Linked DNA regions of Homo sapiens: region 1 is linked to region 2. A link is a loop called in an ENCODE intact Hi-C map of the cell type or tissue named here. Cell type or tissue: gastrocnemius medialis. All regions are shown on one strand. Each heading gives the region's core, and the rest is flanking DNA. Links, peaks and the distances in the headings are about the cores only. Region 1 overlaps BCAP31 (B cell receptor associated protein 31). Region 2 overlaps MECP2 (methyl-CpG binding protein 2).

What was found. A loop is a pair of places that touch in the nucleus more often than their neighbours do. Peaks named below come from ENCODE experiments on the same cell type or tissue, not always from the same donor. Only the 100,000 strongest peaks of a DNase experiment are listed, where the experiment ranks them.
Region 1: a loop joins it to region 2, with 3 times the contacts of the local background. A loop is called at or near these places in 1 of 110 quality-filtered maps.

What each region holds. Positions count from the first base shown.
Region 1 is chrX:153,707,395-153,710,297 of GRCh38, forward strand. All of the region lies in intron 4 of BCAP31 (B cell receptor associated protein 31), which reads right to left. Among named protein-coding and RNA genes, the nearest start is that of BCAP31, 16 kb to the right of the region's middle. RefSeq lists enhancers at 1-32, 1,020-1,314. In gastrocnemius medialis, for the core only: a CTCF peak has its summit at 1,156 (motif pointing left); a DNase peak (open chromatin) is centred at 1,187; H3K27ac peaks cover 2,500 bases.
Region 2 is chrX:154,048,094-154,050,996 of GRCh38, forward strand. The region is part of intron 1 of MECP2 (methyl-CpG binding protein 2); the gene reads right to left. Among named protein-coding and RNA genes, the nearest start is that of MIR718, 30 kb to the left of the region's middle. In gastrocnemius medialis, for the core only: no CTCF peak of the experiment used is centred there; DNase peaks (open chromatin) are centred at 498 and 1,398; H3K27ac peaks cover 2,500 bases.

The DNA of each region.
Region 1 (2,903 bases), core at 214-2,713, 340 kb before region 2:
CGCGGGGCTGGGCTTCCAGATGACTGGATCCCACTCCCAGGAGAGGAAATGCTCCCTGACAGGTGAGGGGACAGATTTGAGGCTGCACGTAAGGCTGGACAGAATCTCCCTGGGCCTAGACTGCACCTGTGTTCACCTGGGAGCCTGGCACCAAGAGGGGCAGAGGCAGACACAGAGCTGCTCAGTCTAGCAACAGAGGAGACAGAAGACAGGAGTGGGAAGGCGCCGTCTCAGACCCGTTCTGATGGGCAAGCCAGGCTCATGGCTGCAGGGGGAAAAAACATTCACTGCCGCGACCTGAAGGCACAACCCAGAGCTCCAGCCTCTGCATCCTCACACCCTCAACCCCCACCCAGGGCCCAAGCAATGCAGACCAGGTCCTCTCTGATCACTGGCATTTTTCAGCCTGGGAGCCAGCCTTCTAGAACATTTTCCCGCTCCCTCACACTGGGTCACTCAGGCACGTTAACGTGCGCTTGTCTGTTCCCTTGTAGCTTCCCAGGCCCCCAGGACAGGGCACGAACATGGCCTTTAGCTTCTGCCTCTGCTGGATCTCCCAAGTAGTCTTACCCGAATCACTGTTCTTAGCTATTCATTTCCAGAAAACAGGAAAGAACCTAAGAGCCAAAGGCAACTCCTACAGATACAGGGTGGTCACCAATAGAATGGCCTGGGGTCCAAAAAAAGGCCAGTGAACGAAACTTAACAGAATCCAGATGTGGCCTTGGAAGACACATGGCAGCCCCAATGCCTCAATCTGACTGGGCTTTCTTGATAGAATGTTGTTGGACACTGAGCAGGGCTATCGTGCTTTTATAAAAGGTTGAGTAAACCAGAGAAGGCAGGAGAAACAGAACCTCTCCACAGACTAGAGAAACAGGGCCAACCATATCAAATGGAGAGAGCCATGGCTCATAAGCACTTTTCAGCAGCCCTGTCTTCCCCCATGAGCAAGGGGAAGAGGACACGGGCTTAATAGGAAATGGAGAAGGAGCAAGTCCCGACCAAAAGATTCCATGCTGTGGCCACCCCCGGCCCGCCCTGCTGACGGGTTTCAGGCGAGTCAAGTCATTCAACCCCCAGCCCCTGCATACACATGGTGTTCACATAAGCTCACTCCTCAGCCCCCAGCCGGCAGAAAGCCGGTGTCCCAGCGCCACCTGCTGACTTTCCAGGCCTACCGCAGGGTGGCCAGTGGACTCTGGGTGAACACGCCCCAGCTGTGGAAGAAAAAAAATGAGGCAGCGCCCAGGCAAGGAAGCAAGTCAGGTGACGCCTCAGGAAGGCTTCAGTGAAGAAGAATGACTAACACCAGGGCTTCCACTGCCCTCAGCGACTCTTACCCACCAGTCTGGAATCAGGAAAACAGGTTACAACTGGGAGAGTCACCTAGAGCAGACCCGAGAAGGCTGCCCCAAAGGGCTGCCCCAAGTCCATTTTGGTACAGCTGCGTGGCCTTCCCTGTAGCCTCCCAGCACACAGACGCTGGAGAAGACGGGAAGAGGAGGGCTAGAGCTGGGGGAAATGGAGGCCGTTTCAAATGAGAACATGACTTGTGGCAGCTCCAGCCCACGACCCAGATGGAGCTCACCCATCCTGAGGACAGTGCACTAAGCGCAGGGCAAAGGGGCAGGTGTGGGTCTGGCCTGTCCTCCCTTCTTCTTGAGAACAAGTGACACAGACCAGCTGGGTTTCTGGGGTTTTGCTGTGTATCTTTTTTAAAACCAGCTATCTGAGGGGTTTGGGGTAAGCTGGAGGGTAGAGAGCAACCGACTGAGGTAAGACAACTTAGGCAAAGGTAGTCTGTGATTAGATGACTCAACCTAAAAAAGAAGAAAAAGCAGCTCAGCAGAGAAGCACGGGCAGCTCCATCTGGGCTAATGGCAGCGATGGGATTCTACCCTGGAGGGGTAAAGAGGAAACAAAAGATGCCTGTGGATCAAGTTCAGGTCAGCAAAAATTCAGGGGGCTTCCACACAAACAGGGGCCTTCCTGCGACTGGCTGCTAACCAGCACTTTGGGCCTAACCTTGACCGTCATTTAAGCTGAGTAAGGCAGAGAAGGCAGTGCAGGTCCTCTGAACACACAAACCCCAGCCCAGAGGGAGCTGCCGTCCCCAACACACTCCAAGACTCAAGAGGGCCTCTCGCTAGCTGTGCCCCCGAAGTGCAAGGTTGGCAGGAAGGGAACAGGAGCGACTGCCGGAGTCTTCCACAAGTGGAAACCAGTGGCTCATCCAGTGTGGTCCCCTGGAGGTGGCCCCGATGGACCCGCCTTCACAAACTGTCATAGCTCCTAAGACCTGAAAAGCTGGGCTTCTTGGCTAAAAAGCCCAACAAGTTCAACCCAGGCACGCACCTAAAGCTGTCGCCGTCAGCCCGGGACAGCCCATTCAGTCACCAAATGTTTCAGCGCCCTTCATATGTGCCAGGCCCTTGGCACTGAGCTGAACAGTCTGAAGGGGAAGAGCCCAGGTTTTCCACGATGGGCAACCCTGCCAAGTGCCACACCTCAGAGCTGCGTGTGCAGGCTGCCCTGGGACCCGAGGACAGCGCTATGGGTCAGCCGGGAACATGGTGTGGGCCCCTCGGAACAGGCTCCACAGGGAAGCCTCGGAGATTCACGAAGAGGAGGTGCCGGCTGGGCCGGCAGCTGGAGGGGGTGTTCCGCACAGAGGTCCCCAAAATGCTCAGAGAATCGAGTTGGGGGAGAGCATGTGTTACGTGAGGCTCTCCCATGAGACCCACATGACTGCTTCATGACAGGGGGAGGCCGAAGCAGAGACTGTGGGGGAGCCGCGTCCTGGAGGATCCATGTGATAGCGAGCCACTGGAAGTGGGGTGCACAGGCCAAAGGGGGGAAGGCAGGTGGCAGGGAGCCCGCTTGGTCTATACGGGATGGTG
Region 2 (2,903 bases), core at 93-2,592:
CTGGGAGTTCGAGACCAGCCCGGGCAACATAGGGAGACCCCAGTCTCTACAAAAAATATAAAAATTAGCCAGGTGTGGTGGTGCATACCTGTAGTCTCAGCTACTTGGGAGGCTGAGGTGGGAGGACTGCTTGAGCCCAGGAGGTTGAGGCTGCAGTGAGTCGTGACTGTGCCATTGCATTCCAGCCTGGGTGACAAAGGGAGACCTTATCTCAAAAAAAAAAAAAAAAAGCCCATTCTAACTATGGGAAGATATAGAGTAGAGGGAGTGGGGCAGGAGGGCACAAGATGCCACAGGGGGGCTCTGCAGAAGCAGATGTTGGGTCACGGTTTGAGGTGTAAGATGTTCATCAGGAACTGACATCCATAAAGGGAGGTGGGAAGAAGTCAAAGAGAAGGCCCTATAAGGGCCTTGTACCCTTACCTCGCTCAGTCACCAGGGTGCTGTCCTGGAAATGGCGTGACCTTGGGTGAGGAGGCTCTTGCAGCTGAGGCTAACCGGAGTGTCCGCAGGGCATCCAGAGAGGAGAGTGACCTCCGGGTCTGCCACGTGAGACTACTGCAGAGTCTAGGCAGGGATGCAGGGAGCTGGTCTAGGTGCCATCCCTGAAGGGCATGGGCACCGGGACAGCGAAAGGGCGAGAGATCCAGGACTCTGGCTTCCGTTTCTCATGTTTTTGATACTGAGGTATTTAGCTTTCTAGAGGCCTAAAGGGCAGCTGGATGTATGAATCTGGAGTTCAGGGGAGAGGTCTGAAGAGCCAGGCGAGTGCGTGAGGGCGTGCTGAATATAAGTGTAAACAACCCTCCCCCTGCTATTTGGAGTTGTGATGAGGAGAAAGAATCAGCAGAGGAGACAGAGAAAGAGGAGTCAGTGCAGAGAAGGAAGATCAGACATATCTGTCAAGATTATTGGTGGCAATCAATAGAAACCAACTCTAGCTGATTTATGCAGACAAGGACTGATGAAAAGCTATTGAAGATGCATGTGGTGATGGTTGCACAATATAAATGTGCTCAATACCACAGAATTGTACACTTAAAAATGGTTAAGGCAGTACATTTTATCTTTTGTGTATTTTACTGCAATTTTTAAAACTAGGGGGAAAAGGCTACTGGGTGATAAGAGAATCCCTAGAGGGTTGGAGGAACAGGTTTGAGTCCAGTTGGCTAGGAACAATACTTCAAATCCTTCTGCCAAGCCAGTCCAAACAGCCAGCACTGCCTGTGCGACCCTGCAAGGCAGCAGCACTGGCCACTGGCACTGTGGCCTAGGAGCTCGTCTTTCCTGCAGCCCCAATGCCAGGAGACACGGCTCTCCTGCCTGGCCCTGCTCCTCCTAGCATGTGAGTCTGACTGGCAGAGGCCAGGGTACATACCTACACCCTCGTGTAGAACTCAGGTAATTTCTTTCTGTAAGGGGCCAGATAGTATTTTCCACCTTGTGGGCCAGACAGTATCTGTCACAACCAGCCCACCTGCTGTTGTACAGGAGAGCAGTCTTGGACAATGCACAAAGGACGGGGTGGAACTGGGTCCTGGTAAAGCTTCATTTACGAAAACAGGCAGTGGGCCGGACTTGGCCCTTGAGATACCGTTTGCCAACTGCTGCCCTGACCGAAAGGGAAGCTAGGCAAATAAGCATCTGGCATTTGCAGTGACTACAATCAGAGGTCGCCAGGCCTCCCATCAACTCGTGAGGTGAGAATTCTCCCAAACCCAGAGGGTTCAAGATGTGAGGTGAGATGGCCACCTGGAGAGTATGAGGTACCAGAAGAGACACAAGGAAAGGGCTGAGAAGGAGTGACAGCCACTGATGACTGTTAAGATTATTTCATGGAATGTGGAAAAGCAAGTGTTCATGGAGCAAGCTGAGCAAGGAGCAGCAGGCAAGGAAGAGGGCCCATGAGTGGAGAGAACTCTTAGAGAGTTTGGCTAAAAGGAGAAACAGAGACTGAGCAGGAGCCAAGGAGGTATGCGCTGAAGGGAGCTCAGTTACGATGGTAAATTCTAAAACAAGTTCGTCTGGTGATGGGCACAGTTCACAAGAGGAGGGAAGACCAATGGAGTCCCAGGGGCATCAAACAGTGGTTGACACTGCAAGCTGGGAAGACAGTAAGTCCTCATCATAGGCAGAGCTAAGTTAGAACTCCGTGGGTGGAGTTCCAGAGATGACCAACTCCAGGATACGACCATGGGAATGAGTGGCAGAAGAGACAGGGAAGGAGCCAGGCACTAGGAGGGCGGCCTACATGCGTGTGTGTGCTGGAGTCAGGAACTGGCACGGAATCCTCAATAAGAGGACTGACTGGGGCAGTGAGCAAGCCCACAATCAGGGGTCTGTGGGCCGAGAGGCTGTGTCACAGTCCCCCTATGCCATGCCTGGAGGCACATGGGATCAGAGACCTCTGAGGACTTGGCAGGAGGCACAGGCGTGGAGAGGCAGGGCCTAACCCAGGTGTGTGTGTCGCGGGGGGGAGGGGGGCGGTGGTTAGGCAGGGCTCTTTGGGGAAGAGATACCTGACAGGGTCTTCAAGGATAAGCACGACAAGGCAAGGCCACAGGGGAAGGAAAGGAGAAGAGAAGGGGACTTGGGCAGGGGAGCCAATGACAAAGGCCAGGAGTGCAAGAAACATGGTACCTGGGAGGAACTACAAGCAGTCCTGGACTGCTGAGGGCTATGTCCATAAGAAAAGCAGCAGCAACAGAAGGGGCCACAAAGAGAAGCAGGAGCCACATGAGGGGCCCTGATGTCACTCAAACACAGGGTGCCACTCTTGGGTTTAAAGCAGGGGAATGAGATTGATGATAGGGATTGTGTGGAAGATAGAGAGGTGGAGGAAAGATCATAAGTTATCATGGGAGTCCCAGAGCAAGATGAGGGATTGAACCAGGACAGCGGTA